Linked DNA regions of Homo sapiens: regions 2, 3 and 4 are each linked to region 1. A link is a contact called in ENCODE Hi-C or POLR2A ChIA-PET data. All regions are on one chromosome and are shown on one strand. Each heading gives the region's core, a stretch centred on a gene start or an enhancer-like site at or near the end of the contact. The rest is flanking DNA. Distances are from core to core; before and after follow the strand shown. Region 1 holds the start of MRPL54 (mitochondrial ribosomal protein L54). Region 2 holds the start of TLE2 (TLE family member 2, transcriptional corepressor). Region 3 holds the start of UBXN6 (UBX domain protein 6). Region 4 holds the start of GNA11 (G protein subunit alpha 11).

Region 1 (7,948 bases), core at 5,449-7,948:
GCGGTGGCTCATGCCTGTAATCCCAGTGCTTTGGGAGGCTGAGGTGGGAGGATTGCTTGAGACCAGCCTGGGTGACACAGCAAGACCCCATCTCCACAAACGTTTTTAAAATGTGCCGGGTGTACTGGTGCACACCTGTCATCCCAGCTACCCAAGAAGCTGAGGCAAGAGGATCACTTGAGCCCAGAAGGTCGAGGCTGCAGGGAGCTGTGATCACACTGCTGCACTCCAGCCTGTGCAACAGAGCCAGACCCTGACTCAATACAAATAAAAAACAAATCTAAAACAAAAGACTTCAGACAGTGATAAGTGATAGGGAGAAAAAAAAACCAGGAAAGTCAGATGTGGAGTGTGGCAGGGGCTGCAATTTTAATAGGGAGTTCTGGAGGAGGGGAGGCTGGCGTGAAGGTAGAGACCGGGGGCGGGAGGGAGAAGGTCTAGGGAAGGAGGGAGCTGGGCAGAGGCACAGGCTGTGCAAAGGCCCTGGGGCAGGACCACGCCTCGTGCATTGAAAGAATAGCGAGGAGGCCCATGCGGCTGGAGCAGAGTGAGGAGGGGGAGGAGGGAGGTGATGGGGAGGCCAGGCAGGGCCAGTGGCTGTTATAACTTTGATTTTTACCCTCAGAACCTTGGGGAACAACAGGAGGGTGGGAACGGCTGGCACCACCTGCAGTGAGCGCGAGAGAAGGCGCGCTCACACCCCCGCCTGCCCAGGGAGGCCGCCGGGGACAGCAGGTGCGCAGTAATCCCCTCCACTCCAGAGTCCCCTAAGAGGATGAAGGTTAGGGTTTCCCTGAGACGGGCCCCGCCCCGCCCATCCAGCTTGTGGACAGAGGAAGCCGGAGGGTGGGTGAGCCCAGTCCAAATCCCCCAGGGCACCCACCTAGGCATGGGTGGGGCTGCTGTGGCAAGGGTGGGGCCGAGGGCATGACCCTTGGGGGTTCTGCAGGACGTGGGGTCCATGAGGTGATCTACCCCCAGCAAGAGGCCCCATCACTCCCTAACTACGTGTCACCCTCAGCCTCCTCTAATCTGGTGGACTCCAGCCCTCGTGATCCCGCCCCATCACAGCCAGGCAGGGCAGGAGTTGTTGGGACTGCAGGGAGGCCAGTCCTCACTCAGGCCTAGGGTCAGACCCTGGGTCAGGGTCAGGGTGCCGAAAGCCGACTCCAGAGGGTGGACTGGGGGCGGAGGTTGAGACCTGGGCTCCAGTGGAGTGGACAGAGGACTTGGGGGTGGGGAAGGAAGGCCCAAGCCCCTGGGCTCCAGGGATAGGCCAGTGAGGACCACGCTGTGACTGCAGCAGGAAGGAAGGGGCAGTCCCTTCCCTCTGATTCTACTTGCTGCGCTGGTGGGGACGTCGGCCAGGAGCCCTCGGGCTACCCTGCCCATGAGTGCCAGCCCCTGGGGGATCCAAGGACCCTGAGATGGAGAGAGCCTTGGGTCTGAATACCGAAGCACCTGGATCCAGCCACACCTAAAGCCACACCACTACCCGCTCCGGACATCTCCTTTCTTGAAGCTCATAAAGCCTCTTTTCTGACTCTGATGGCTTGAGATAGTTAGGTTTGAGTCCCTTGCAACCAAGAGTGGCTTAGCTAGGACAACCCCCTCACCCAGCAACTTGAGATTTGGGGCCGGGGCCTCGTGAGCAGTGTCAGGAATTCCAGGAGTTGGGGAGAGAAGCCCACCAAGGGCCGGAGGCACAGGGGACCTGCAGACGGCCCACCACTGGCTGGGGTGGAGGCTGGGATCCCTGGGGTCTGAGGGACCCACTTCCCGCCAGGCCGACACCAGACAATACCAAGGGGAAATAGGGTCTACCCAGAAAGCTCTTTATTGGCCTCCAGGGCCCTGGTCCAGCCCCACTGTGGGGTCACATGGAAACCCAGGCTGGGGAGCCGCCTCTTGTCTCACAAAAGTCCACGTCCTCCGGGAAAACGGCAAGCCCTCGGCGTGGGGGTCAGCGATGCCGGGCCCTCCATGCTACAACCTCTTGTTCTTGCTCAGCCGGTTGTGGCGCCAGATGTTCTGTTTCCGCAGCCGCCGCCAGTACTCCCGGCTCTCGGGGTCCAGCTCCTCCAGGGTCTTTGGGGGACCCAAGTTCATCTCGAACAGCCTGACGGGGGTGCGGGCAGGAATCAGAGCTACACGGTGACCCCTGGGCTCCCTGGTGTCCCGGGCACCTCGGGCAGAGGCGGCGACGGGGCTGGGTGCCAGGCCCACTGGTTGGCTGCATGATCTCAGGGTGGTCCCTCCCCGACCCTGGGCTGGGTGGGTCCCTGGCCATGCAGCAATGGAGCCAACCCCATCCCAGTGGCACATCTGAGGCTGGCACACGCCAAGCCCTCTCCTGCCTCCTAGCACTGTCCACATCATGCCACCTGCCCCCACTTGCTCAGCCTTCCTGACCCTCCCCAGCCTTCAGATCAGCTTGGGGCCACAGCAGAACCCTTCCTGCAGCCCACAGGTCCTGCCCTCACCTCCTCCCTCTCTCGCCCTCCTCACTGTGCTCCAGCCACACAGGCCTCCCCGCTGTTCCTCCAGCACACCAGGTGCGGTCCTGCCCCGGGGCCTTTGCACAGGCTGTGCCCACTGCCTGGAAAGCCCCTTCCACCCACTCCCGTCTTGGCTTCTGTGTCCCCCAAACCTCAAACTAGAGCAGCCAAACACCCCGGCTCTGTCCCTCATTCTCCTGCCCCCTTCCTGGAAGTGTCACCACCACAGCTGCCTGACTTCCTCCTTCCTGTCTGCCTCCCCAGCTAGCTCCGCCAGGGTGGGGACTTGTGTCTGTTTTGAGCCCTTCTGTATCCCTCAAGCCTAGAGCAGGGCCTGGCATGCAGTCAGTGGTCAATAAGTATTTGCAGGACGGGTGCGGCGGCTCACGCCTGTACTCCCAGCACTTTGGGAGGCCGAGGTGGGCGGATCACCTGAGGTCAGGAGTTCAAGACCAGCCTGGCCAACATGGAGAAACCCTGTCTCTACTAAAAATACAAAATTAGGCCAGGCGTGGTGGCTCACGCCTGTAATCCCAGCACTTTGGGAGGCCAGGGCAGGCGGATCACGAGGTTATCAGGAGTTCGAGACTAGCCTGGCAAACATGGTGAAACCCTGTCTCTACTAAAAATACAAAAATTAGCTGGGTGTGACGGCGGGCACCTGTAATCCCAGCTACTCGGGAGGCTGAGGCAGGAGAATCATTGGAACACTGGGAGGTGGAGGTTGCAGTGAGCCAAGATCACACCACTGCACTCCAGCCTGGGCGACAAGAGCAAAACTCCATCTCAAAAAAAAAAAAAAATTAGCCAGGCATGGTGGCGCATGCCTGTAATCCCAGCTACTCTGAAGGCTGAGGCAGGAGAACCGCTTGAACCCAGGAGGCAGAGGTTGCAGTGAGCCAAGACCACATGACTGCATTCCACACTGGGTGACAGAGCAAGACTCCATATAGAAGAAAAAAAAAAATTTTTTTTTTTTTTTTTGAGACCAAGTCTCACTCTGTTGCCCAGGCTGGAGTACAATGGCGTGATCTCAGCTCACTGCAACCTCTGCCTCCCAGGCTCAAGCAATTCTCGTGCCTCAGCCTCCCAAGTAACTGGGACTACAGGAATGTGCCACCACACCCGGCTAATTTTTATATTTTTAGTAGAGACGAGGTTTCACCATGTTGGCCAGGCTGGTCTCGAACTCCTGACCTCAGGTGATCCAAACGCCTTGCCTCCCAAAGTGCTGGGATTACAGGTGTGAGCCACGGCGCCCAGCCTGAAAAAAAATTTTTTTTAAGTATTTGCTTAAGATAAAGCATTGTTTTAGGTACTTGACATGTGTTCTAATCTCATGAATTCCTCACAGCCCTCTGAGGGAGGGATGGGTCCCATCACCCCATTACAGATGGGCAGAGCCCTGAAGCCCCCTGCCCTAAAGCCAGGATGGGTAGGTGTGACTATTAGGCTCCGGCTGGAGTGGCGATCCGCCTCTCCGGGAAGGGGTCCTCCTGGGGCGGAGGAAGGAATAGTCATTGCAGGATGACACAGCCTGGCCTACTCACCATTCAGGGTACTCAGCATCCGGTTTCAGGGGTACATCCTGCCCTTCCTTGTAGATGTTGACGCCCATGGCATATGTGGTGAGCTGGACAGGATCTGTGCATACGTCGGGGTCCTTGAGGGCCTCGCTGGTCACTGCACCTTTTCCCGATTTGGCCCCCTTCATAACTGGGGAGACGAGAGGGAGAGTCATTTCAGCCCAGCCCCTCCTCTGGAAGCCAAACTTCTCTCACAGAACCCTGTCTCAGGTGGCCTCTGCCCCTGGCTGGACTCTGCTACACTCAAAACTTTCTTTTTTTTTTTTTTTGAGACGGAGTCTCGCTCTGTTGCCCAGGTGGAGTGCAGTGGCGCAGTCTCAGCTCACTGCAAGCTCCGCCTCCCGGGTTCAAGCCATTCTCCTGCCTCAGCCTCCCAAGTAGCTGGGACTACAGGCGCCCACCACCACGCCCAGCTAATTTTTTGTATTTTTAGTAGAGACGGGGTTTCACCGTGTTAGCCAGGATGGTCTCGATCTCCTGACCTCGTGATCTGCCCACCTTGGCCTCCCAAAGTGTTGGGATTACAGGCGTGAGCCACCGCGCCCGGCCACTCAAAACTTTTTTTTAAAGACAGGGTCTCAGCCAGGCATAGTGGCTCATGCCTGTAATCCCAGCACTCTGGGAGGCCGAGGTGGGAAGATCACCTGAGGTCAGGTGAGTTTAAGACCAGCCTGGCCAACATGGTGAAAACTTGTCTCTACTAAAAATACAAAAAAAAAAATTAGCTGGGCATGGTGGCATATGCCTGTGATCCCAGCTACTCGGGAGGCTGAGGCAGGAGAATCACTTGAACCCGGGAGGCGGAGGTTGCAGTGAGCTGAGATCGCATCGCTGCACTCCAGCCTAGGTTACAGAGCAAGATTCCATCTCAAAAAAATAAAAAATCTAAAAAATTAAAAAATAAAGACAGCCCGGCCGGGCGCGGCGGCTCACGCCTGTAATCCCAGCTCTTTGGGAGGCCAAGGTGGGCGGATCACGAGGTCAGGAGGTTGAGACCATCCTGGCTAACATGGTGAAATTCCATCTCTACTAAAAATACAAAAACATTAGCCGGGCATGGTGGTGGGCACCTGTGGTCCCAGCTACTTGGGAGGCTGAGGCAGGAGAATGGCGTGAACCCAGGAGGCGGAGCTTGCAGTGAGCCAAGATTGCGCCACTGCACACTCCAGCCTGGGCGACAGAGCGAGACTCCGTCTGAAGAAAATAAAAAAATAAAAAATAAAAGCCCAGGCTGGAGGGCAGGGGCACAATCATGGCTCACTGCAGCCTCAAACTCCCAGGCTCAAGTGATCCTTCTGCCTCAGCCTCCCAAGTAGCTGAGATCACAGTTGTGAGCCACCATGCCCCGCTTATTTTTATTTTTATTTATTTATTTATTTATTTTGAGACAGAGTCTCACTGTGTCGCCCAGGCTGGAGTGCAGTGGCGTGATCTCGGCTCACTGCAACCTCCGCCTCCTGGGTTCAAGCAGTTCTCCTGCCTCAGCCTCCTGAGTAGCTGGGATTACAGACATGTGCCACCATGCCCCACTAATTTTTGTATTTTTAGTAGAGCTAGGGTTTCACCATGTTGGTCAGGCTGATCTTGAATTCCTGACCTTGTGATCCACCTGCATCAGCCTCCCAAAGTGCTGGGATTACAGGCGTGAGCTACCGCGCCAGGCAATTTTTTTTTTTTTTTATACAAACAGGGTCCTGCTATGTTGCCCAGGCTGGTCTCGAACTCCTGGGTTCAAGCAATCGATCCTCCCTCCTTGGCTTCCCAAAGTGCCGGGAATAAAGGTGTGAGCCATCATGCCTGGCCTCGAAATCACTTTAAGTGGGATTTGGACACAGCATTAAGTAACTTTAAGTGGGATTTGGACATAGCATTAAGTAACACCGATGCTTGGAATGACCAAGTCATTCAAGTTATATTTTGTCTGCTATGTGTCTGTCTTTAAGGCCGAACATTGGACAATTTCCCCCTTTCAACAAAGGAGATCAGGCAAGGCTGTATCCAGCTAAACCTTAATAACCTTGTTTTGTTCTTGCTGAAGTGGCCAATTAAACGGGCTCCATAATTTCTTTGAATGTTTGGTAACGTCTTGGCCAAGGTTACCCAGCGATTTGGAGGCAGGCAGAGAAACAGAACTGGAACCCAAGTTCATGACCTCCCCAGACTCCCTTCAAATCCTTTCCAACCCGCGCCTGCGCAGTGAAACGCGTGGTCTCCACGTAACCACATCCTCCTCCCAGGCCGCTCCGCCCCAAGCTGGCGCCTGCGCCCTGGGTCCAATCGCTACAGTATCTCCGAGCCAGACGCCCGAGCTCCAAGCGGCGCTGGGTCCCTCAAACTGCGCCTGCGCATACAGCCTGGCATCCGCCTCTCTGCGCTTGCGCATCAGTTCTAGCACCACCTCCCCAACCACCGCCTGCGCACTGTCAATTCCTCAGTGCACCCACCGTCCCCATTTGGTTCCTCTTAACCCAGCTCACCTGGTTTCTTGGCATAATCCCGGGCCAGGAGTCTTCCGGAAGTGGCGGGGTTTAGGAGCTCCCAGGCCCCCCAGCCGGCCCACGTCCGGGTAGCCCCGAAAAGGCGTTTGGTCGCCATGACGTATTGCGGGCAGCTTGCAAGTGCACGTTTCCGGAAGACGTCAGTGGCCCAAGGGTGTTTGGGAGTTGTAGGCCCCGTGGAAGTGTAGGCCCCGTGGAGGTGTCTGGGAAATGCGGTCTCCCAAGCTTTCATAATCTATGGTGATTTCTTCAGACTTTTGTAGACATACACAGTTACTATAGGAGGAGGCGTTCAAGGGATATTTCATTGACTTCTTGCCCTTCTTCAATTACATAACATTTACTAAAAATATCACACTTTATATGTTCCTGATTCCATCCAATGAGTAATTATTCAAAGCTTTAAAGTTAAAAAAAGAAGATTAACAATGAGTCTAATATACTCCAGTAGGGCTGGAGTCTAATCACTGTTAATTTTTATAACATTATATTTTTAAAATTATATATAACATATATAATACATATAATATATAGTATGTTTTATATATAATATATAAATTAATAATATATATTTTATATATTCTTTTCCAGCTCTACTACTGCTAAATCCTTAACCCGCTTGATCTAATTTAATCCTCACAATTGAGAGGTAGGTACTATTTTTTCCCCAGCTTATAATGAGGAAACTGAGTTCTCAGGGAGGTAAAGTTCCCAGGCCGACCCCAAATCCATGGTGCACCTATGTGTCTCCCTACTGTGAGCCAAACCGAAAGTCCGTCTTTAACAGGGTCTCCACGACGCTTCCGGTGCCTCAAGGTCCCAAGGAAACCACCTCTCACACTTCTTTAATATTTCCCAACCCCACTTCTCCCCATCTGCCATCCTTTGGAATAATGAACACAGCCCCCAGAGCCAGGCAGTGATTATTAACCCTATTTTGCAGGAGAACAAACAGGTCCTGGGGCCAGCCGGGGCAGTCTGCGGGCCGGGAAGCCTGGGATTCGAACTCCCCTCCAACATCTGCAGTTGTCCCAGCGCCCCCGCGTGGCGAGGCTGGGTGGGAGAACTACATTTCCCAGCAGGCCTCGCGAGGCCGCGCATGCTCAATGGGCCAGGGCTCTGCGCGGATAGAGGAGCGGGCGCCGGGACCGGGAATCCCCGAGCTGCGCCTTCTGGGGACGCGGCCCGGGCTACGTCGGGGCCGTCCGTGGGGAGCGGGGTCCTGGAGGCTGCGCGGGGCTGAGGCGGCCTCGATTTGGGAAGTGAGTGTCCTCGAGGTGCAGAGCGCAGTCTGAGTCGGCGCTTGAGGTCTTCGGTCTGAGGGGGGACTAGGGTCTGGGCTTGGGGCTGGGTCCTGAAGTCGGGG
Region 2 (7,948 bases), core at 1,965-4,464, 730 kb after region 1:
GGCCAAGGAGGGTGGATCATCTGAGGTCAGGAGTTTGCGACCAGCCTGGCCAACATAGCGAAAGCCGGTCTCTACTAAAAACATAAAAATTAGCCAGGCGTGGTGGTGGGCACCTGTAATCCCAGCTATTCGGGAGGCTGAGGCAGGAGAATCACCTGAGCCCAGAAGGCAGAGGTTGCAGCAGTGAGCCGAGATCACGCCACTGCACTCCAGCGACAGAATGAGACTCCGTCTCAAAACAAACAAAAACAAAAAAACCGAAGGCCAGGCATGGTAGCTCACGCCTGTAATCCCAGCACTTTGAGAGGCCGAGGCAGGTGGATCACCTGAGGTCAGGAATTCAAGACCAGCCCGGCCAACATGGTGAATCCGTCTCTACTAATAATACAAAAAAAATTAGCTGGGCATGGCGGCGGGAGCCTGTAATACCAGCTACTCCAGAGGCCGAGGCAGGAGAATCGCTTGAACCCGGGAGGCATAGGTTGCAGCAGTGAGCCGAGATCGCGCCACTGCACTCCAGCCTGGGCAGCAGAGCAAGACTCCGTCTCAAAAAACAAAAACAAAAACAAACAAAAAGCCACACACTATGGTAGGAGCTGGGAAGAGAGGGAGAATAGGATGGAGAGTGTGAAAATAACGGGGTGGGCAGAAGCTGTTGAAATGGGTGGCTAGGAGGGGCCGTTCTGAGGAGGTAGCTTTTGAGCTGAGACTTGAATGATAAGAAGCAAGGGAAAAGCATTCCAGGTACAGGGAACAGAAAGTGCAATGGCCCTGAGGCTGGACTGTGCCTGGTGTGAGGCCAGTGTGACTTGGGCAGAGTGAGTGAGGGCGAAAATGACCGGAGTTGAGATCATGAAGCTGGCTGGCCGGGTGCAGTGGCTCATGCCTGTAATCTCAGTGCTTTGGGAGGCCGAGGTGGGAGGATCGATTGAGCCCAGGAATGCAAGACCAGCCTGGGCAACACAGTGAGACCTTGTCTCTATAAACAATAAACAAAACATAAAGAGATGGTGAAGGGGAAAAGGGGAAGAGTTTTGTGAAGAGCCTTGTGGGAAGAGAGATGAGTTTGGATTTATTTTGAGGGCAATAGGGAGCTAGTGAGTACTACACACACACACACACACACACACACACACACACACACACACACAATTGTATCTTTATCCCAGGCTGTGTCTCTTTTCCTCCCTTCCCAGAGCTGCCCAACCTCATCGTTCAGGTCTCATCTCCAAGGCTACCCTCCCCCAAGGGTCCTCTCCCAGACACCCCACATAAGCAGGTTTGCTTTTGTTCATCTCTATCACTGCCCTCTAAACTCTTCCTCTGTCTGTACAAATAGTCCCATAATTACCAAGCTGTGAACCTGCCTAGCCTGTCACTCACATCCCACAAACTCAGAGAGGGCAGGGATCTGTCTCCCTTATCCACCCTTACAATCCCTGTGCCTGGAAGGATGCCTGACACGTCATAGGTGCTCTGTAAATATCTGTGGGCTGGAAAACGATGGCTTTAAATTTGATAAGGGCTTTTTTTTTTTTTTTTTGAGACAAGGTCCTGCTCTGTCACCCAGGCTGGAGTGCAGTGATGTGATCTCAACTCAGTGCAGCCTTGACCTTCTGGGGCTCAGGTATCTCCCGCCTCAGCCCCCCAAGTAGCCGGGACCACAGGTGTGCATCACCATGCCTGGCTAATTATTTTTGTATTTTTTGTAGAGATACAAAAAACACAAAAATGTTTTTTTGTATTGTCGCGGTGTTGTCCACACTGGTCTTGAACTCCTGGGCTCAAGCGATCCTCCCTCCTCAGCTTCCCAAAGTGCTGGAGCTACAGGCATGACCCACCACCCCTGGCCCATTGATAAGGGCTCTTGTGCCCTTTTGTAAGGGTACAAAATGGGTTTTTGTAACCCTAACCCTTAGGTACCATTAGGTACTCGATCACCTAAGGACACAAGTCCAAGTGTCATCAAGGGGCATGGATTTTTCTCTGTTTTGTTCCCAGCTGTGCCCCAGTGTCTACAGCAGTGTGTGGTCCACAGTATGCATTTAGTACACGTTTGTTGATTGACTTCACAAACCTCTCCTGAGGTTTCTCCAAAGAGAATAAGAACTTCCCACTCCCCGGGTGGGCCTGAAGGATGCTGGCTGGATGTCTGTGGTCTCTGGTCGGGGCTGGAGCCTTTGCCGTGGGAGAGACTTGAGTCTGATGGCAGAGCTGTGGTTCTTCCAGTTCTGAGTGGGACACGGCTCCTGCCTTCAAGAAACCCAGTCTGAGAGGGGAGACAGCCCAGTCCACTGGTGATGGCAGTAGGAACACAATTCCCATCTGTGGAAGTTTGCTCTGTGTAGGGAGAGGCTGACAGCGTTCATGCACTATCTCATTTAAGTGCAGTGCCCAGTGCGGTGGCTCCCGCCCGTAATCCCAGCACTTTGGAAGGCCGAAGAGAGAGGCTTGAGTCCAGGAGTTCAAGACCAGCCTGGGCAACATAGTGAGACGCCCCCCTACTCCATCTCTGCAAAAAATTAAAAAATTAGCTGGGCGTGGTGGTGCACACCTGTAGTCCCAGCTACTGGAGAAGCTGAGGGGGAAGGATCGCTTGAGCCCAGGAGTTCGAGGCTGCAGTGAGCCATGATTGCCCCACTGTACTCCAGCCTGGGCAACACAGGGAGACCCTATCTCTGCAAAAAATTAAACCCTAAAGATAGCGCACCACCCCTGACCTTTTGCAGAGACTACTGAGGCCCCCAGAGGGCGAGGGCCCGGCATGATCTGGGAAGCAGTGTTTGCTGTGAGATTCCCTTTCTGGCAGGGTTCCCTGCCAGCGCTTGGCAAGGCTGCGTCCTGCTGACCCTTCAATCTCAACCCAATGTCACTTGCTCAGAAAAGCCATTTCCGACTCCAGACTGGTCCCCGCTCCCCGCAAGCCCCCCCCCCCGCTCCCACGGTGGGTAACACGGTGTGAATTTCTTCACTGGTTTTTCTTCTCCCGCCCCTCCGGGAGGGGGTGGGGACCCTGTTTTAAGGCACTGGGCGCCTCCCCACCCGGCCTCAGTTTCCCCAACGGCCCAGGGACTGAAGGAAGGGGGCGGGTGCCCGGGGGCCGGGGGGGGCGCGGGCGCGGGGAGGGGCGGTGCGCGGGGGTGGGCGCGGGGCGGGCCGCGGGCGCGTGGGGGCGGCGGCGCCACCTTAAGGCGGCTCAGCCCGCGGCTCCCGGCCGAGCCCCGCCGGAGGGAGGCGGCTCCGCGCGGGGCCCGCCGCCCGCGCCGCCGCCACCGAAACCCGGCCGCGGCGCGCCCGACCTTCTGCGCCGGCTGCCGCGGCCGCCCTCGCCGCGCTCCCGCCCCGGCCGCTGCCCCTGCCCGCCCCGCTCGCCCCGCGCACCCCAACCCGGGGAGGGGCTCCCACGACCCCGGGCGCGCGCGCTTGGGGGCGCGCCAGGGACTCCAGGGTCCCTTGCCCCGCGCCGCTTCTCCCTCCTCCCTCTTTCTTCGGGCAGCCTCCCCACCACCCCACTTCAGCCTCCCCCACTCTTGCCGCCTCCATATCATCAAGCTCTGGTGGCGCCTGGGGGGCTTTTCGGATCGGCAGGATGTACCCCCAGGGAAGGCACCCGGTGAGTGCGGACTGCGGGGAGGGGGCCCCCAGTGTCCGGGAACTCAGACCCTGACGTTTCCCCCACACCCCCCCCAGACCCCGCTCCAGTCCGGCCAGCCCTTCAAGTTCTCGATCTTGGAGATCTGCGACCGCATCAAAGAAGAATTCCAGTTTCTTCAGGCTCAATACCACAGGTGAGGGGGGCCGCCCCAGGGGCCGCGGGAGTTCACCTGGGCGCCGGGGCGGGGCGAGGCCTCCGGGGTATAGGGCGGGGAGGAGGGGCTCCCGGTTGGAGGGGGGGCGCGACAAAGGCCTCCAGGTGGAAGCGCAGGTGCAGAGGGGTCTGGGGACAGTCAGAGCTGGGGCATTTGGAGCCCAGGAAGGGGCGGGGAGGGACTGGGACAGGAGGTGGGGGGAGGTCTGTAAGGAAGTCGGGAGGGGGAGATCCAGCCTCTCACTTTGGAAGCCGGCCCACATGGGGCGGGTGGGAGCCCCTTGCCCTCTCTCTTCTTCTCAGCCTCAAGCTAGAATGTGAGAAGCTGGCCAGCGAGAAGACGGAAATGCAGCGACATTATGTCATGGTGAGGGCACTTATGATGCCAGGGTGAGGGGAGAGGCGGGCAGGGCTTTGAGTCACGGTGGACTCTGGGGTAGGTCCCTGCCCCACTCCGAACCTCGTCTTCCCCGTCTGTACATTGGGCAGGTTGGGATTTCAGGCTCTCTAGGAGGGTCCTCCCAGCTCTGGGAATGGGGAGACAGGGAGGACCCCTCGCCTGATGGGAGTCTCTGTCGGGCCAGGGCCTCTGGACACTTCCTACCTGCCCTGCCTCTCTGGGGAGAGTAGAGGGGGCCCTTCCAGGCAGAGCCCCCGCTTCCTCCTCTGGGACCCCGTGGAGCTGGGGGGGGCTCTGCTTCCTGCTGTGATTCCCCTGAACCTGGGGACTCTTGGAAGACCCTGGCATCACCTATCTGGAGGAGGGCACCCATCTCCACCCTAGACGTTCTTACTTGGTTTTTCCTTTGCAGTATTATGAGATGTCGTACGGGCTCAACATTGAAATGCATAAGCAGGTAACTGGGTTGGGGTTACGCGTGTTCAGGAGGGAGGGTGGGGGTCTGGAAGCCCTGAGAAGGACCCAGAGTGGGCAGCCGGGGCCAGAGCAGACCTAGGGAACACGGGTCTCATCCTGAAATCTCCGCAGAGGTCACAGAGGGCCCATCTGGGACCAGGAAGACAGATTTCAGCCTCGTGGAAGGAAAATGAGTCCCACCTTCTGAAGACAGTATCTAGCAGTTGGAGCGTCCAGCAGAGATGCAGGCAGTGGGCAGGGGCCACCAGGCATCCCCATCAAGGAGGGCACATAGCAGAGGCAGGGCAGCCAGGCCAGGGAGGCTGTGGAAGTGACTTCTGTCCTAGGAGGGAGCTGGATGGCCACTCTTAGAGGTCCCTTTCAACCCAGAAAGTCTGAAGTTTTGAGATGGACCCCAGGTTCTGTTGCTGCTTTGAAGCTTCTGAGATTGGTCTCAGTGTGATTGGCTGGAAGGTTCCAAGATTGTTCTCCAGGCCCTGAATTTGATGCCATGGTTCAGACTGTGACCCCACTACTCCAAAATAGACCTCAAAACTCTGTGGCTGTCTTCAGGGCTTTGAGATTGACTCCAGTGTCGTAAGGCTCTGAGCCTCTTCTGGAGCTTCTCAGTGTGATCCAAGGTTCTGAGACAGACTTCAGGGTTCTGAAATAGACCTCAGGGTTCTGAGATTGACCTCAAGGTTCAGAGATAGACCTCAGGGTTCTGAGATTGACCTCAGTGTTCTGAGATAGACCTCACGGTTCTGAGATTGACCTCAGTTTTCTGAGATAGACCTCAAGGTTCTGAGATAGACCTCAGGGCTCTGAGATTGACCTCAGGGTTCTGAGATAGACCTCAAATTTCTGAAATTGACCTCAGGGTTCTGAGATAGACCTCAAGGTCCTGAGATAGACCTCAGGGTTCAGAGATAGACCTCAAGGGTCAGAGATAGACCTCAGAGTTCTGAGATAGACCTCAAGGTTCTGAGATAGACCTCAGGGTTCAGAGATAGACCTCAAGGGTCAGAGATAAACCTCAGGGTTCTGAGATTGTCCTATCTGTGTACTGAGATGTGTTAAAAGGTTCTGAGGTGTTCCTGAACTTGTGATCTCAAGGTTCAGAGATAGACCTCAGGGTTCTGAGATAGACATCAGGGTTCAGAGATAGACCTCAGGGTTCTGAGATAGACAGGGTTCAGAGATAGACCTCAGGGTTCTGAGATTGACCTCAGGGTTCAGAGATAGACCTCAGGGTTCTGCGATTATCATATCTATGTGCTGAGATGTGTTAAAAGGTTCTGAGGCTATTCCCGAACTTCTGATCTCAAGGTTCTGAGATAGACCTAAAGATTTTTTTTTTTTTTTTTTTTTTTTAAATTTTGAGACAAAGTTTCACTCTTGTTGCCCAGGCTGGAGTGCAATGACCTGATCTTGGCTCACTGCAACCTCTGCCTCCTGAGTGCAAGCGCCTCTCCTGCCTCAGCCTCCCGAGGAGCTGGGATTACAGGCGCCTGCTACCATGCCTGGCTAATATTTTGTATTTTTAGTAGAGACGGGGTTTCTCCATGTTGGCCAGGCTGGTCTTGAACTCCTGACCTCAGGTGATCCACCTGCCTCGGCCTCCCAAAGTGCTGGGATTACAGGAGTGAGCCACCTTGCCCGGCCAATAGACCCAAAGATTCTAAAATTGACTTTAGTGGTCCATGCTTAATCCTGAGATCCTGAGACTGGCCAGTGGTTTCTAAAGGGATGAGAGGGGTCCCAAACTTCTGAGCTTCATGGGCTCCTAGATTCTATCAGAATATTAGAATCAATGAGCAGAACCTTGTATTGGGACTTCCCGGTGGCTGGGAAGGAGAAGGGGGTGGGCTGGGAGTGTGGGGTGCCTGGGGTTGCCCACCCTGGCATGCTTTCCTGCATGTGTGGGGGTTCTGTTGGTTCTGATGTGGGCAGGAGGGGGCTTGTCTGCTGAAGCATGGCGTGGTCCCATGGGTCCACGCAATAGACCCCCCTTTATGGGGTGCGGGACACCCTGGGATCCCAGTTCCACCCTCCTGGTGGGAATAGGAGACACAGACTTCGCCAGACACACAGCACACCTGTAACTCAGGCAGAGGCAAAGTCCGTGGCCATTGTATGCCCGCCCCCTTCCCCACCCACACGCCTTCTCGTCTGCTCAGCCTCTTTGGGGCACCTGGGCCCAGACCCTCTCCAGATGAAATCCTTCCCTTGAGTGTGGCGTGCTGAGATCTCCACCTGGAGGCATCCCCAGCTGGTAGATCAGTCCTGGGAAGCGGAGGAGACCAAGAAAGGGGCCTTGCCTGGGACAGACGTGGGCCAAGCCGGGGCTGGAATCTGGGACTCCAGGCGGAGGCCCCTTTCCTTTGTTTCAGCTGAGCCCAGCACCTCTGAGTGTCTGCGTCTGAGTTGGGTGTCTGAGCGTCTGCCTCCTGCAAATCCCTGGCGGGTGTGCGTCTGGCGGGTGGTGTATCTGTGACTCGTAGGACCTCAGCCCTGGTCTTCCCAGCTCCAGGCCACCCTGGGCCTCGCTCAGCTGAGCACGCAGCCTGGTGGGGCTCTGAATCCCACCTCGGCCCATGCCATGCTAGCCTGAGTTCCCTCTGTGCACCTGCGGGCGTCACCTCCCCAACCCTTCGGCTTTGCCAACACCTGGTCCGCCTGGGAGTCCAGAGCTGGGTTGCAAATCTCTACCCCGCTCCAAGCTTCCTCTCATTGCTTCCTGCCAGGCGGAGATTGTGAAGCGTCTGAGCGGTATCTGCGCTCAGATTATCCCCTTCCTGACCCAGGAGGTGAGTGGGCCTGGGGGTGGGGGGAGGAGGGGAAGGGAGCCGGAAGAAGACGGGAGGGGGTAGGTCTGGGCGAGGACGCCCCAGGCACTGATTCTGCCGCGTAGCCTGCAGCACGGATAGAGACCATTTTCACTGCAGTAGTCCCGCAGCCCTGAGGCCAGGCATCCCGCTGGGGCAGGGGCTGCAGGGATGGAGGGAGGTGTTGGCTGAGGGTGAGGACTGGGGGCTGTTTTCCCCCTTGATGGGAAGCAAGGCATAGAGCTGACCCCCTCAAGCCCTGCAAGTTGGCTGCCTGGGTCTGAATCCTGGCTGTGTGGCCTCAGGCAGGACACTTGTCTCTGTTTTTTCAGTAGCGTAGGTGTGAAGTTGAGATGAGCTCATACACCCAGGGTGCTGGAGATGATGGGTACGCTTACTCAGCACCTGATGAAAGTTAACCCTACCGTCTTGCTAGAAGAAGTCACTGAGGGACAA
Region 3 (7,948 bases), core at 4,710-7,209, 700 kb before region 1:
TTAAGCTAGGTGCAGTGACTCATGCCTGTAGTCCCGGCTACTTGGGAGGCTGAGGTGGGAGGATCACTTGAGCCTGGGAGTTCTGGGCTGCAGTGACCCATGATTGTGCCTGTGAATGGCCACTGTAGTTGTGCTCCAGCATGGGCAACATAGGAAGACCACATCTGTATAAAAAATTTTTGGGCCAGGCACGGTGGCTCACACCTGTAATCCCAGCACTTTGGGAGACCAAGGTGGGTGGATCACGAGGTCAGGAGTTCAAGACCAGCCTGGCCAACATGGTGAGACCTTGTCTCTACTAAAAATACAAAAATTAGCCGGGCGTGGTGGCGTGTGCCTGTAATCCCAGCTACTGAGGAGGCTGAGGCAGGGGAATCGCTTGAACCCAGGAGGCAGAGGTTGCAATGAGCTGAGATCACACCATTGCACTCCAGCCTGGGTGACAAGAGCAAAAACTCCGTCTCAAAAATAATAATAAGAAGAATAATTTAAAGTTCCAACAGCTTTACAATCAAACGCTGGGCGAGGTGGTTAACACCACTAATCCTGGTGATTTGGGAGGTTGAGGGGGATCACTTGAGACCAGGAGATCTATACCAGCCTGGGCAACCTAGCGAGACCCCATCAGTATAATACATATTTCATTTTTAAAATTTAAACAGTTATTTGTTTACTTTGAGTTTATCTTTTTTTTTTTTTTTTTTGAGACAGAGTCTCACTCTGTCACCCAGGCTGGAGTGCAGTGGCAGGATCTCGGCTCACTGCAAGCTCTGCCTCACGGGTTCACGCCATTCTCCTGCCTCAGCCTCCCGAGTAGCTGGGACTACAGGCGCCCACCACCACGCCCGGCTAATTTTTTGTATTTTTAGTAGAGATGGGGTTTCACCATGTTAGCCAGGATGGTCTCAATCTCCTGACCTCGTGATCCGCCCACCTTGGCCTCCCAAAGTGCTGGGATTACAGGTGTGAGCCACCACGCCCGGCCGAGTTTATCTTTTAATGGTTTTTTGTTTGTTTGTTTGTTTTTTGTTTTTTGTTTTGAGACGGAGTCTTGCTCTGTCGCCCAAGCTGGAGTGCAGTGGCGCGATCTCAGCTCACTGCAAGCGCCACCTCCCAGGTTCACGCTATTCTCCTGCCTCAGCCTCCCAAGTAGCTGGGACTACAGGCACCCACCACCACACCTGGCTAATTTTTTGTATTTTTAGTAGAGACGGGGTTACACCATGTTAGCCAGGATGGTCTCGATCTCCTCCTGCCTCAGCCTCCCAAGCAGCTGAAGCTGCAGGTGCGCACCACCATGCCTCACTAATTTTTGGTTTGTTTGTTTTTTGAGACAGAGTCTCACAAACCAGAATGCAGTGGCATGATCTCAGCTCACTGCAACCTCTGCCTCCCAGGTTCAAGCAATTCTCATGCCTCAGCCTCCCAAGTAGCTGGGATTACAGGGAGGCACAACCAGCACTGATTTTTTTTTTTTTTTTTTTTGGTAGAGACAAGGGTTCGCCATGTTGCCCAGGGTGTTATTTTTATTTTATTTATTATTATTATTATTTTTTGAGATGGAGGCTTGCTCTGTTGCCCAGGCTGGAGTGCAGTGGCATGATCTTGGCTCACTGTGACCTCTGCCTCCCGGGTTCAAGCGATTCTCTGCCTCAGCCTCCTGAGTAGCTGGGATTACAGGTGCTGCCACCACCCCTAGCTAATTTTTGTATTTTATTTTTAGCAGAGACAAGGTTTCATCATGTTGGCCAGGCTGGTCTTGAACTCCTGACCTTGTGATCCACCCACCTCAGACTCCCAAAGTACTGGGATTATAGGGGTGAGCCACTGTGCCTGGCCTGTTATTTTTATTTTTTAGTAGAAACAAGGTCTCACTATGTTACCCATCCTGGTCTTGAACATCAGGGCTCAAGCAATCCTCCTCCCTCGGCCCCCCAGTGTTCTGGGATTACAGGCGTGAGCCACTGCGCAAGATTGAACAATTTTTAAAAAATTACCCGGAGGCCGGGTGCAGTGGCTCACGCCTGTAATCCCAGCACTTTGGGAGGCTGAAACAGGCGGATCACCTGAGGTCAGGAGTTCAAGACCAGCCTGACCAACATGGAGAAACCCTGTGTCTACTAAAAATACAAAAAAGTAGCCAGGCATGGTGGCGGGTGCCTGTAATCTCAACTACTCGGGAGGCTGAGGCAGGAGAATCCGAGAGATGGAGGTTGTGGTGAGCCGAGATCGCACCATTGCACTACAGCCTGGGCAACAAGAGCGAAATTCCTTCTCAAAAAAAAAAAAAAAAAAAAAATTAGCTGAGTGTGGTGGCACATGCCTGCAGTCCCAGCTTCTTGGGAAGCTGAGTGGGGAGGACTGCTTGAGCTCAGAAGTTCTAGGCTGCAGTGAGCCATGATTGTGCCACTGCACTCCAGCGTGGGGAAGAGAGTAAGACCCTGTCTAAAAAAAAAAAGAAAGCTGGGCATGGTGGCTCATGCCTGTAATCCCAGCACTTTGGGAGGCCGAGGCGGGCGGATCACGGGGTCAGGAGATCGAGACCATCTTGGCTAACACGGTGAAACCCCGTCTCTACTAAAAATACAAAAAATTAGCCGGGTGTGGTGGCGGGCGCCTGTAGTCCCAGCTAGTCGGGAGGCTGAGGCAGGAGAATGGTGTGAACCTGGGAGGTGGAGCTTGCAGTGAGCCAAGATTGTGCCACTGCACTGCAGCCTGGGCAACAGAGCGAGACTCCATCTCAAAAAAAAAAAAAAGAAAAGAAAAGAAAAGAAAAATAAATGTTGTCCTCCCAAAGTGCTGGAATTACTGGTGTGAGCCACCGACCGCTCCTGGCAGAAATGTTAAATTATTTAATCTCATAACCTCATCCGACATGAGGAAGATAGTCCAGGAGAGCGTCATGGTGGAAGAGGATTGAGTTAGGCAGAGGAAGAGAAGTCCCTTCTGGTAAAGGAGAATGCCTAGGCAAAGGCCCAGAGGTGAGCTGGAAATACTTCCAGGTAACTGAGGCAGAGGTGGAAAGGTGGGTGATAACAAGAAACGGGGTTTCTGAAACCCTCAGAATACTTAGAACCTGAAATAGAAATTTATTAGGGCCTATTAATGTTAGGATCTCCTTAGACCAGGCTGAGGAACCCCATAGGATTTTATTCTTGGAGAAGTGGGATGGGTCTCTGCCACTTTCCAGCTGTGTGACTTTGGCCCAGTGTTGTACCTTTATTTGAGTTATAGGGTATACAATTCCTTATTCACAACAATGAGCTGTAATTTTCTTTTCTTTTCTTTTTGAGACGGAGTCTTGCTCTGTTGCCAAGCTGGATTGCAGTGGCGCAGTCTCGGCTCACTGCAACCTCTGCTTCCCAAGTTCAGGTGATTCTCCTGCCTTAGCCTCCTGAGTAGCTGGGATTACAGGCATGAGCCACCGTGCCCGGCATACTGAGAACTTTCTAATCACATGATCACCCCTACAATCTATAGAGAGTGTTATTCTTATCCCCATTTCATAGATAGGAGACTGGAGATCAGAAAGATTGAAGTTTGGGTTGCACTGTATTCTTCTTTTATTTATTTATTTTTTTACTTTATTTATTTATTTTTGAGACAGAGTCTCGCTCTGTCGCCCAGGCTGGAGTGCAGTGGTGCAATCTCAGCTCACTGCAACCTCTGTCTCCTGCGTTCAAGTGATTCTGCTGCCTCAGCTTCTCAAGTAGCTGGGATTACTGGCACACACCACCACACCCGGCTGATTTTTGTATTTTTAATAGAGACGGGGTTTTGCTATGTTGGCCAGGTCGGTCTTGAACTTCTGACCTTAAGTGATCCACCCGCCTTGACCTCCCAAAGTGCTGGGATTACAGGTGTGAGCCACCGCACCTGGCCCAATTCTTTTCCTTTTTTTTTTTTTTTTGAAACGGAGTCTTGCTCTGTTGCCCAGGCTGGAGCACAGTGGCATGATCTCGGCTCACTGTAAGCTCTGCCTCCTGGGTTCACGCCATTCTCCTGCCTCAGCCTCCCAAGTAGCTGGGACTACAGGCGCCCGCCACCAAGGCTGGCTAATTTTTTTAAAAATTATTTTCAGTAAAGACAGGGTTTCACCGTATTAGCCGGGATGGTCTCAATCTCCTGACCTCGTGATCCACCCGCCTCGGCCTTCCAAAGGGCTGGGATTACAGGCATGAGCCACCGTGCCTGGCCTTTTTTTCTTTTTTTAATAAGACAGGGTCTGGCTCTGTTGCCCAGGCTGGAGTGCAGTGGCGTGATCCTAGCTTACTGCAGCCTCCAATTCCTGGGCTAAAGCAATCCTCCCACCTTGGCCTCCCAAAATGTTGGGACTGCAGGCCTGAGCCACCCGTCCAACCCATGATATTTCAATTTCAGTCTTGGGGTGGGCTGTTTCCTCACCTGGAGGCTTCTCCTCCATCAGTCTCTGTGTATCTCATTCCAACTCCTTCTTTTTTGAGGCAGAGTCTCCCTCTGTTGCCCAGGCTGAAGTGCAATGGCGAGATCTCGGCTCACTGCAACCTCCACCTGCCGGGTTCAAGCGATTCTCCTGCCTCAGCCTCCCGAGTAGCTGGGATTACCGGTGCCCATAGAGACAGGCTTTCACCATGTTGGCCAGGCTGGTCTCAAACTCCTGACCTCAAGTGATCCGCCGGCCTCGGCCTCCCAAAGTGCTGGGATTAGAGGCATGAGCCACCACGTCTGACCCCCAACTCCCATTTTTTGAGGCTTGTTTTAACTGTCACTTTGTGTATCTTCTTTGTGGATTGCACAGACCAAAGTACGCCACTATTAACTGGTGTCCACCAAAGTGGATCCCCAATCCCCAGGTCCCAATTGGGTGCATTGGGTGCATCCTCTTTTTTTTTTTTTTTTTTTTTTTTTGAGACGGAGTCTCGCTCTGTCGCCCAGGCTGGAGTGCAGTGGTGAGATCTCGGCTCACTGCAAGCTCCGCCTCGCGGGTTCACGCCATTCTCCTGCCTCAGCCTCCCGAGTAGCTGTGAGTACAGACGCCTGCCACCATGCCCGGCTAATTTTTTGTATTTTTAGTAGAGACGGGGTATCACCGTGTTAGCCAGGATGGTCTCGATCTCCTGACCTTGTGATCCGCCCGCTTCGGCCTCCCAAAGTGCTGGGATTACAGGCATGAGCCACCGCGCCCGGCCCAGGTGCATCCTCTTAAACAGCTCCTACCTAGGGTACGTGGTGATGGTGGCGGGGGGGTGCTTCAGGCACCAAAACAGGCCAGATCGTGGGGGCCTCCAATACCCAACATTGAATTGGGATTTTATCACGTAAGCTCTGGGGAGACAGAGAAGGTTGGAATTTTTTTTGTTTTGCTTGAGACAGGGTCTCTCTCTGTCGCCCAGGCTGGAATGCAGTGGCTTGATCACAGCTCACTGCAGCCTCGACCTCTTGGGTTCAAGCGATCCTCCCGCCTCTGCCTCCCAAGTAGCTGAGAGGCGCGCGCCACCACCCTCGGCTAATTTATTTTATTTTATTTTTTTTTTTTTTATAGAGACGAGGTTTTGCCATGTTGCCAGGCTGGTCTCCAACTTCTGGGATCAAGCAATCCTTCCGCTTGAGCCTCCAAAGTGCTGTGATTGCAGGCGTGAGCCACCGCGCCTAGTTTAGGTTGAGCAGCGAAAGGGATAGGGCCCAGTGCTTTCTCTGCGAGGTTCAGTTGGCCTGTCCCTGTCCTATCACCGTTTGTCACCGTTTGGGGAGCGCCACGGAATGCCCTGTCTCCAATCGAGAGGTGCACTCGTCGCCCTGGCAACGGAGTCCGGAAGAACCACAGAGACGCGGCTCCAGCGTACAGAGCGGCCGCCCTGGGCCAGCAAGGCACCGAGCGCTAGAGAGGCACGTCTAGTCGATTGTCACGTGGCAGGCCAGGGGAAGGCGGGACTTCCGGCGGCGAGGTAAATTTTTTTTTTTTTTTTTTTTTTTTTTTTAATTTTCTTCCGGTGGCTGGTCTCCGGCGGCCCCGTCCCCGACTGGGCCCCGTGCCCCCCCGCCCCCGCGGCCCCCCGCCGCCGGGCCAGCCGCCACCATGAAGAAATTCTTTCAGGAGTTCAAGGCCGACATCAAGTTCAAGAGCGCGGGACCCGGTCAGAAGCTCAAAGAGTCCGTGGGGTGCGTGAGGAACGCAGGGGCTTGAGGCCCTGCGGGGCGGGGACGGCCGGGGAGAGAGATCTGGGGCCTTGGGCGGCTCGGGAGATCGGAGAGGATGAGGGGCTGGGAGCGGCACGCGAGGGTCAGGGGAGGGGGAGAGGCGCCGGGGGCGGACGAAGTCGGGCCGAGGGTGGGCGTCAGGGGGAGGGGAGAGAGATCTGGGGGCGGGGCAGGAGGGGGCGGGTATGACCCGGGGGCGCGGCGGGGGAGGCGAGGGGAGGGGAACTAGCGCAGGGGGCGGGGCGGGAGGGGAGGTCTCGGGGGCGGGGCCGCAGGAGGGTCCGATGCAGTGGCGGGGGATTAGGGCGACGGGGCTGTAGGCAGTTGGGGGTCAGTGGAACGACCTTTGGGGAAAAACGGGATCATGAGTCCTGAGCCGGGTGGTGAGGGAGAGCTCTGTCTGGGGACCCGGCTGGCCGAAGAGGCCGGGATGATTTGGGGCAATCTAGGTGACCATGGATGGGAGCTGAGCTTGGAGGAGGACGCACAGCTGTGGGGTGGGGTGGTGAAGAGTTGTTTTGAGGTATCCATGGGAAGAGGGGTTCTGGATTTGGTATCTGGAGCACGTGGGAGGCTGATGGGAGACTAGAAAGAGTCTGGAAGGCCAGGGAGGCCGGGGTGGGCAGCGTCGTCAGTGACCTGGGATGTCCTGGCGAATTGAGAGGGAGGGGCTGAGGAAGGTGTGTGAGGAGAGTGGAGGTGAGGGATTCTGACAGATGGACTCTTACCCGGGAGGGGCCTGAGAGGAGAAGACGGGTGAGACAGACGCGTCTTAGCAGGCTGGGAGAAAGAGCTTCTCTGCGAGGCTTCTCTGCCACGTCACTGTGCCAAGTGGATTATGGAAGTGGGAGAGGAGGGGAAAGGAGATAGATGCCGGGCAGGCTTCCGGATTGTCTAGGGAGGACTTGGAGAGAAGGGCCTGAGCAGGGCTGAGCCAGCTGGGAGGGCCGGGGAAGAAGTGGAGCTAGGGAAGGTGCAAGGCTGAGGGCTGTTGGGTTGAGAAAAGGGAAACTGGAGAGCTGGGGCCGCTGCAGGGAGCTGGCTGGCCAGAGGGTGGTGGGGACTGATGGAGAGGGACTGAGGAAGTCAGCCAGGCAGCCAGGACACGGGTCTGTAAGCAATAGTGGAAGGGATTGTGAGGGAGTGGGGGCTGGGAGAGGCAGGGAGGTGGCAGGAAGTGGGGGTCAGGAATCACGGGGCAGTGGGGTGGTGATGGAGGTAGGGGCATAGTGAGGACGTCAGGGTTCCTGGGGGAGAGCAGGAGAGCAAAGGCTGAGTGAGGGAGGGAGAGGGGTCAGGGAGAGAAGGGGGCAAATCGGGGGAGCCCTTCATTGATTCAACCAATAGTGGGTGGGGGGTGCTGGGGCCACTGGGACTGGGCATGATAGGAAGGATGCAGGGTATCGGGGTGATGGCTGGATCAGCCCAGAGCCTGGGCGGAGAGGGGAAGGTTGGAGGGGAAGGTTGGGAAAGGAAGCGGTGCGGAGGTCCCTTGTGGAGCGAGACTGCATATCCAGGGTGTGTGGGGTGGGTGGGCACCAAGTCCTGTTTTAGGCTGCAGTGGTGGACAGGAGAAGGCCTCTGCTGTCCCAGGGCTCACCTTCTAGAGGGAGCCGATGGACAAATAAACCAACAGACCTTGGATGAGCGCTCAGGCGATGAGTGCTTGGATGAGTGCCCAGGGCCTCCAAGGAGGGTGAGCAGGGGCCGTCAGGTGGTTTGGGAAGGCCTCTCCCAGGACACAGTGAGACTCAGCTGTGGGGAAATCTGC
Region 4 (7,948 bases), core at 3,759-6,258, 670 kb after region 1:
CCACCGCTCTCAGTCACCCAGGTGGGCAAGCCATACAAGGCTTCCCATCCTCCACGCACAAGCTGGGGTGCCCAGTGGGGAGAACACAGCCCTGCTGGGGACCCAGAAGGGGCGCTGGGTCCCAGCTGTCTACAGGGTAGGGCCGAGCAGGCCCCGCGAGCGCCCCTCTAAGATCCGTCCGACTCCACCACACACCTCTCCAACCTCCTGATGCCACGGCGTCCTCCCCGTGCTGCCCAGGGTCCAGGTCCCAGACAGAGACAGGCTCCACCACAAGACTCAGAAAGTGAAACCTCTCGTGGTTAAATCTCGGAGGAAAGCACTTCCTCCACTCTCACTACAGCACCGGCAGAGCCGGGCAGGAGGCTCGGGAGGAAGCTCCACGGAGCTCACAGCTGTGGAACGGAGCTTCCCGGACCATGCCCGGGAAAAGCAGACCCTTTCAGCCACAATCATCATAACTGATTACATGTAAACACAAAGGACGTGAGAGCAGGCCCGGACCAAGTCCCCACGTCTCCCTGGCCTGGGCTCGGGCTTGGGAAGTCAAGGTTGGACGAGGCCATCCAAGGGCGCTTCCTGCTCCCAGAGTCTTCTGGGACACGGCACAGCCACCCTGCCAGGCGCCAGAGGCCACGCTCCACGCCTCCCAACACTGGGCCAACAGAGGCCCGGCCCTTCCCGTGGGGCCACCGCACCCCATGCTGGATCCCGGGCCTTGTCACTGCCCCGTGGGGGCTGGCGCAGGCCGGACAGGAAGCCTCCGGAACTAACCATCCTGCTTTATTTAGAAAGCCTGGAGCCACTCCGGCTCAGCCTCGCTAGCAGCCTCAGGCCCTGGGAACAGGCATTCCCATGGAAGTCCCCACGTTTCCAACCACAAACCTGCCACAAAGAACTATACGGGGGTCCCCTCCACAGTTTACCAGTGAGACGGAAACCTAACAGCCGAGGGCTGCCCGTGATAGGCAGAAGCCCAGCGGGCCTGGGGAATGGGAACCCAGATCCAAGAGCTGCTGGCAGGGCCTGCAAGAGCTCTCCAGGCCACAGGGCGGACCCCAGGATGGCGGCGGCGCGGACGGAGGCGGGAGCAGCGTGTGCACTAAGTGCGCAGTACGTGCTTGCCACTCCTGTACCCATCCACAGCTGTCACCAGCATCGACAGAAGTGTGCATAGGGACAAACCTGGAATACCACGGGTATAAAACAATACATGCATTCACATTCATGCATACACTGAGTAGTGAATTCACACACACACGGCTTTGACGGTGCTTAGAAAAATACTCTATAAGCACTCATGGAAACTTCTGACAAAATAATTTGCACTCATTATCCCTCAGCTTTGCCACGAGCATTTTACGTTGTACGCTACCACACAGTAAAGGGTCTCAAATGGGGGCAACGTGCCCCCCAAGGGACAATGGGCACTGTCTAGAGACATCTGTGGTTATCACGACTTGGGGGAGCTCCTGGCATGGAGTGGGTGGAGGCCTCGGACACTGCTCAGCACCCTGCAGTGCCCAGGGCAGCCCCACCCCAGAGACCAACCCGGACCAATGTGCACAGGGCCCCGGGGAGACCTGTTGTACGTAACGGAGAGGCCCATCTGAGGCGTGAACAGCACATTTTAGCCGCCGCGGGAGAGGCGGCACGGCAGCCGGAGCCCCGTCCAGCTCTAGGGCTCCGTAAGGTCCCCCCCACCCCGAAAACGGGGCACGGAATGTCCTCGCCAGGCTGACCGACCTCACAGGCCGTGTGCAGCCCCAGGGAGGCAGTGGATGAGAGCGAGCAGACGCGGCGTTCTTCCAGAACATGCTCCACCTGGTTGCAAACCCAGGAGTCAGGGCAGGGCCCTGGAGCCCTGCTGCCCCAGAGCCTGGAAGAAACCAGCACCACCCACATAAACGAGACCCTCCTGGGCCCCAGATGCCACAGGGGTGTGGTGGCAGGCCCCTGCCTCCCTCCCCGACATCCACTCCACAACGCTGTACGGGAGCCATGGGGGAGGAGGGATGGAGCCCCCACTGCTAAGGGGCAGGGGAGGAAAGAATTCTAGGGAGAGGCAGACCCAGCTTGGCTGGGCCTCCTGCGGAGTGCCAGGACCTCCACCCAGAGGTCTCTGAACATTCCGTGGGCCGCAGGCGCCATAGCCACCTGCTGCAGCCCAACAGCCCCTTCCTTCCGGGGAGCCTCGGCCCCACCCTCTAGCTGCTCCCTGAAAAACGGGGGCAATCGCAAGCTCGGGGCTGGCCTACTGGGAGAGTGGAATGAGTTCCCACAAGCAGGCAGGGAGCCTGACAGAGGTCCCCTCCCCTGCACCCTGAGGCCCCAGCCCCTGGACCTCAGGTGGTCAAAGTCCTCCCAGCAAGGGGCCCTCCAGCTGGGATGCAAGGTTGCTTGGACGGGAAGTTTTCTGAGGGTCTGTCGCATCAGATTCCCAAAGGGGTCCCTGGCTCCAACACCTTGGGTGTGAAGCCCTCCCAACCCCCTGACAGCCCCGGCTCTCTGCGTGGCACTGACACCAGTCCTCCTTGGGTCGCACGTGAGCTCACATCTTCCTCACTGTCCTATCTGCCACGCCTGGCCCTGAGCCTGACAGCAACCTCCCGTCTTACAGGCTGATAGGGGTCAACTTTCAGGCTCACAGAGTGGGAGGGGGTGGGACTGCAGACACAGGTGCTCCTGCAGCAGACACCCCCGGGCCACAGGCGGGCACTGGACAGAGGATGCGGGAAGGGCCGCATCACTTCCAGACTTGCTCCAAGCAGCCAAGGCGGCAGACACGGGAGCCCCTGACCTTCGTCCTTGAACCCCGTGTCAATCTCAAGTCCAAAGTGCAGGCACAGAAGACCGGGTGCATGCAGGGATGGCGGCGGGGGTTCTGGAGGTCACAGAGCCACAGGGCAAGGCCATCTGGTAAGATCTTTATGACACCAGTAATTCCTAACTCCCCTCCATCCAAACAAAGTCCACGACCCACTACAAAAGCCAGCCAGTGCCACTCTGTGCAAAGTGCCACCACGCGGGCCGCACTGCACATTTCCTCCAAACGTGAGGACCACGGCTCTGCCTACCCGCGGCCCCCTGGAAAGATGGCCCATTTTAGAACCCTTAGGTAAATCAAAACACAAGTTTGGGGAAAAAAATCAGGAAGGCGTTTCATCCAAGGCACCTCTGTAACCCGGGACACGGAGGGCCCTAAGAGGCTCACGGCAGGAGAGGCAACGTGTTCCCCACACAACATGCGACCTGCCTCCTCCCCAAGAGCCACCGCCACCAGCACGCCCCCTCCTCCGTCACCGCTGCCTCTCACGCATTTCCGACCTTCCCCACCGCCCCGCCCCCGGCCCAGGAGCTAACCTAGGAGCTCGGGAGGGCAGGGGCGGGGCAGGGCAAGAGCTTCTGTTTTGTAAACCACTGAAGGGGCCCTTATTTGGAGTGACAACACTTTACAGCTGGCCCGACTGGCTCCCTGCAGCAGGTGTGCCTTGGGGAGAAGGAGGTTCACCAGCAAACCTTCTCCAGGACGGTGGGGAGGAGCCGGCAGGTGGGGGGCTGCTCTCAACGAGGACTCAGCGTGGCTCCCACCAGGACTCTAAGGAAGGGGGCGGGGGAGGCTGCCGAGATAGCTGCTTGGGACAACAAGCAAAGGCTCCCTCAGGTGTCAACCGCCCCACCCTCAGCTGAGCGGAACCCTGAGGAGAGGAAAGACTGTCTTTTTCCCACAGGGTGCATTCCAGCCAAGAGGAGTACGGGGTTTCCCGGAACAGGAAGGCAGGAGAATGGCCCTGAAGGGAATGTGGGGATAGGGGACACGGAGGAGTCTTCGGGGGGATGGGGGGGTGTACAGGGCCTGCATGGAGGGTACAGGGCCTGCATGGAGTGTACAGGGCTCTGCCTGGAGGGAAGGGTCAACGCGGGGCCCTGAGCAGTGAGGGGTGAGTGTGCCCTGTGGGTTACAGCCCAAAGGTCTGGCCCTGAAGGGGTAGCGAGGGGTGGGTACTCCGGTGGGGTAAGGTCAGAAGGTCCCTGTGCAGGGAGGGACTGGTCCCTTGAGAAGGAACAGAGGGCAAATCCTGAAGAGTCCTGGAGGCCCAATGTAGACAGCAGAAGCTGGGAGCTGACCTAGGAGTGATCGGGGGCCTGATCCAGACAGGACAGACACAGGCTGACACCGGAGAGTCCCAGGTGCCAACATGAACAGTTAAGGCAGGGGCTGACCCCAAAGAAATCAGGGGCCCGCAGCTGACCCCGGAGGGTCCCAGGTGCCGACCTAGACAGCAAAGGCAGGGCTGACCCCAGAGGGTCCCGAGCCGACCCAGACGACACAGGCAGGGCTGATCCCGGAGGGCCCCGCCCCGACCCGGACAGGCAGTGAAGGCACAGGCAGGGCTGACACTCGAGGGTCCCGCGACCCGGACAGGCAGGGAAGGCACAGGCAGGGCTGACCCCGGAGGGTCTCGCGACCCGGACGGCACAGGCAGGGCTGACCCCGGAGGGTCCCGGCCCGACCCGGACAGGCAGGGCAGGCACAGGCAGGGCAGGGCCCGCAGCCGGCAGGCCCGGGGGCCGCACTCACCGAGCAGCAGCAGCTTGAGCTCGCGCCGGGCGTCGCGCTTGTCCCGCCGCAGCTGCTTCTCGATCTCGGCGTTGATCCGCTTGGACTCCTTCACCTCATCGCTCAGGCAACACGCCATCATGGACTCCAGAGTCATCGTCCCGGCCCCGGCCGACGCGGCCGCCTGCCCGCCGCCGCCCCCCGGCCCCCGGCCCGGCCCTGGCCGGAGCCGCCTCGGCCGCCGCCCGCCGCGGCCCTCCGGCCTCGGCCACCGGCCCTCGGCCCCGGGCCGGCCCGCCCCGCCTCGGCCGCCGCCTGGCGAGCCGCCGGGTCCCCGCTCGGGCCGCGCCAGCCGCGGACTCCCGCGCGGCCGCACTCAGCCCGCGCCGCCGCCGCAGCCACCGCCAACCGCAGCCGCCGCAACCGAGCGACAGCGCCGGACAACCTAGCAGGCTGGGAGCGCAGCCCGCGACGGGCAGACGGTGCGGCCAATGGGAGGGGCCGGCGGCCAAGCGCGCCCACCATGGGGGCGGGACTAGCGGCCTGGGCGGGGCGTCGGCGGGCGCGAAAGGGGCGGGGCGGGGCGAGGGCGGGGGGCCCGCGGGTTTGGTTGCGCCGACGTGGGAAGGGGGACGCGCAGCCGGGAGCCGGGGCGGGGCCGCCCGGGATTGTGGGAATGTGGCGGACTCGGCCCGGCCAGGCTCGGCTCCGCTCGGCTCCGTTCGGCCCCGCTCGGTCCCGCTCGGCTCGGCCCAGGCGCGGTGGCGGAGGCGCGCACGCGGCCGCTGCGCTCTCTGGGTCTCCAGGTGCCTGGGCAGCAGTCGCTGCCCCCGGGAAGCGCCCTGACATTGCCTGACAGGAACCTTCACTCATCCATTAAAAAGCGTTAATGGAGGTCGGGCGCGGTGGCTCACGCCTGTAATCCCAGCACTTTGGAAGGCCGAGGCGGGCGGATCACCTGAGGTCTGGAGTTCGAGACCAGCCTGACCAACAGGGAGAAACGCCGTCTCTACTAAAACTACAAAATTAGCCCGGCGTGGTGGTGCACGCCCGTAATCCCAGCTACTCGGGAGGCTGAGGCAGGAGAATCACTTGAACCCAGGAGGCGGAGGTTGCAGTGAGCCGAGATCACGCCATTGCACTCCAGCCTGGGCAACAAGAACGAAACTCCGTCTCCAAAGAAAAAAAAAAAAAAAGAGGGCCGGGCGCGGTGGCTCACGCCTGTAATCCCAGCACTTTGGGAGGCCGAGGCGGGTGGATCACGAGGTCAGGAGATCGAGACTATCCTGGCTGACACGGTGAAACCCCGTCTCTACTAAAAATACAAAAAATTAGCCGGGCGTGGTGGCGGGCGCCTGTAGTCCCAGCTACTCGGGAGGCTGAGGCAGGAGAATGGCGTGAACCCGGGAGACGGAACTTGCAGTGAGCTGAGATCATGCCACTGCACTCCAGCCTGGGCGACAGAGCGAGACTCTGTCTCAAAAAAAAAAATTAAAAAGCGTTAATGGGACACCTACTGTGTATCAGGCATTAATGGGACACATTCTATATGCCAGGCACGGACCAGAGATTAATGGAGTGCCTGCTGTCCATCAGGTGTCAATCAGGCCTTACTGCAGTGCCTGCACCATTCCAGGCCAGGTATACGCATTCATGAAATGCCTACAGGATACCAGGCACTGCTGTAAGCCCGTTAAGCTAACCCTACCCAAGGGATATCTTTTTTTTCTTCTTCTTTTTTTGAGATGGAGTCTTGCTCTGTCGCCCAGGCTGGAGTGCAGGGGCGTGATCTAGGTTCATTGCACCCTCTGCCTCACAGGCTCTAGTGATTCTCCTGCCTCACCCTCCCAAGTAGCTGGGATTACAGGCGCGCCACCATGCCTGGCTAATTTTGTATTTTTAGTAGAGAGCGGGTTTCGCCACGTTGGCCAGGCTGGTCTCAAACTCCTGGCCTCTAGTGATCTGCCCTCCTCGGCCTCCCAAAGCGCTGGGATTATAGATGTGAGCCACCTCACCCAGCCATATCTTTATCCTTACTTTGCAGATGAAATGGAAGTGGCCACCAGAATTTATAAAAACGTGTGTTCCCACCACCTTGCTGACTACTGAAAACCCTTTTCCCTCTCTGGCCTCCTTGGCCAACCCCTGAGCATCCTCTCCGTTTCAATTCAGACGTCAGCTCCTCAGGGAGACTTCTCCTGACTCCTCAGACCAAGCCAGGTACCTTCTCTTGAGCCACAACTTGAAATTGTATGTTCTGGCCAGGTGCGGCAGCTCCTGCCGGTAATCCCAGTACTTGGGAGGCCAAGGCAGGTGGACCGCTTGAGCTCAGGAGTTCGAGACCAGCCTAGATAACATGGCGAAACCCCATCTCTACTAAAAATACAAAAAATTAGATGGGTGTGGTGGCACATGCCTGTAATCCCAGCTACTCGGGAGGCTGAGAGGATCACTTGAGCCCAGGAGGCAGATGTTGCAGTGAGCGGAGATGGGGCTACTGCACTCCAGCCTGGGACACAAGAGTGAGACCCTGTATCAAAACAAAACAAAACAAAACACCAGAGTGGCCAACATGGTGAAACCCCCTCTCTACTAAAAATACAAAAATGACCCGGGCGTGGTGGCGGGCACCTGTGGTCTCAGCTACTTTTGCTGAGGCAGGAGAATCGCTTGAACCCGGGAGGCAGAGGTTGCAGGGAGCTGGGATCATACCACTGCATTCCAGCCAGGGCAACAGAACGAGACTCCGTCTCAAAAAAAAAAAAAAAAAAAGGCCGGGTGTGGTGGTTTATGCCTGTAATCCCAGCACTTTGGGAGGCCGAGGTGGGCAGATCACCTGAGATCGGGAGTTCAAGACCAGCCTGACCACCATGGAGAAACCCCGTCTCTACTGAAAATACAGAATTAGCCAGGCACGGTGGCTCATGCCTGTAATCCCAGCTACTTGGGAGACTGAGGCAGGAGAACCTCTTGAACCCGGGAGGCGGAGGTTGCAGTGAGCTGAGATCGCACCATTGCACTCCAGCCTGGGCAACAAGAGAGAAACTCCGTCCAAAAAAAAAAAAAAACAAAAAAGCAGGGTGTGGTGGCTCATGCCTGTAATCCCAGCACTTTGGAAGGCCAAGGCAGGCAGATCACTTGAGGTCAGCAGTTTGAGACCAGCCTGGCTAACATGGCAAAACCCTGTCTCTATTAAAAATACAAAAAAATTAGTGGACACCTGTAATCCCAGCTACTCGGGAGGCTGAGGCAGCAGAATCTCTTGAACCCAGGAGGTGGACGTTGCAGTGAGCCGAGACCACACCACTGCACTCCAGCCTGGGCGACAAGCGTGAAACTCCATCTCCAAAAAAAAAAAAGAAAGAAATTATATATTCTTCTGGGTGC

The links. Hi-C counts contacts between places; a loop is a spot of excess contacts on that map. ChIA-PET counts read pairs that join two places held with the same protein, here RNA polymerase II (POLR2A). Pooled maps may share reads with other maps.
Region 2: a loop to region 1 is called in a map of CD8-positive, alpha-beta T cell, with 4 times the contacts of the local background. The contact joins the promoter of TLE2 here to the promoter of MRPL54 in region 1. A Hi-C loop is called at or near these places in 3 of 168 maps with a recorded cell type or tissue (CD8-positive, alpha-beta T cell, ascending aorta and natural killer cell), 2 of 37 single-sample maps with no recorded cell type and 11 of 50 pooled maps. POLR2A ChIA-PET finds 5 or more read pairs at or near these places in 3 of 52 experiments (GM12878, activated B cell and naive thymus-derived CD8-positive, alpha-beta T cell).
Region 3: a loop to region 1 is called in a map of CD8-positive, alpha-beta T cell, with 7 times the contacts of the local background. The contact joins the promoter of UBXN6 here to the promoter of MRPL54 in region 1. A Hi-C loop is called at or near these places in 1 of 168 maps with a recorded cell type or tissue (CD8-positive, alpha-beta T cell), 1 of 37 single-sample maps with no recorded cell type and 11 of 50 pooled maps. POLR2A ChIA-PET finds 5 or more read pairs at or near these places in 2 of 52 experiments (B cell and GM10248).
Region 4: a loop to region 1 is called in a pooled map, with 5 times the contacts of the local background. The contact joins the promoter of GNA11 here to the promoter of MRPL54 in region 1. A Hi-C loop is called at or near these places in 2 of 50 pooled maps. POLR2A ChIA-PET finds 5 or more read pairs at or near these places in 2 of 52 experiments (CD8-positive, alpha-beta memory T cell and HepG2).

Annotation. Positions count from the first base shown.
Region 1 is chr19:3,761,432-3,769,379 of GRCh38, reverse strand. MRPL54 (mitochondrial ribosomal protein L54) reads right to left here and starts at 6,698. Exons shown (of 3, transcript NM_172251.3): 1 at 6,562-6,698; 2 at 4,049-4,214; 3 at 1,815-2,119. The coding sequence starts at 6,679. The coding sequence ends at 1,987. APBA3 (amyloid beta precursor protein binding family A member 3) reads left to right here and starts at 7,688. Exons shown (of 11, transcript NM_004886.4): 1 at 7,688-7,844. LOC105372248 (a long non-coding RNA gene) reads left to right here and starts at 6,740. Exons shown (of 3, transcript XR_936268.1): 1 at 6,740-6,822; 2 at 7,174-7,231; 3 at 7,526-7,626. It overlaps RAX2 (retina and anterior neural fold homeobox 2), which reads left to right. Exons shown (of 3, transcript NM_001319074.4): 3 at 1-291. RefSeq lists an enhancer at 6,335-6,824 and a silencer at 7,486-7,803.
Region 2 is chr19:3,024,546-3,032,493 of GRCh38, reverse strand. TLE2 (TLE family member 2, transcriptional corepressor) reads left to right here and starts at 3,214. Exons shown (of 20, transcript NM_003260.5): 1 at 3,214-3,613; 2 at 3,691-3,788; 3 at 4,112-4,175; 4 at 4,621-4,665; 5 at 7,412-7,474. The coding sequence starts at 3,590.
Region 3 is chr19:4,455,805-4,463,752 of GRCh38, reverse strand. It overlaps UBXN6 (UBX domain protein 6), which reads left to right and starts at 5,959. Exons shown (of 11, transcript NM_025241.3): 1 at 5,959-6,138. The coding sequence starts at 6,056. RefSeq lists an enhancer at 5,698-5,897 and silencers at 6,008-6,057, 6,088-6,157.
Region 4 is chr19:3,091,422-3,099,369 of GRCh38, reverse strand. It overlaps GNA11 (G protein subunit alpha 11), which reads right to left and starts at 5,008. Exons shown (of 7, transcript NM_002067.5): 1 at 4,583-5,008. The coding sequence starts at 4,718. RefSeq lists enhancers at 2,242-3,229, 3,230-4,215, 4,216-5,203 and silencers at 3,256-3,345, 4,500-4,629, 4,950-5,069, 5,090-5,339.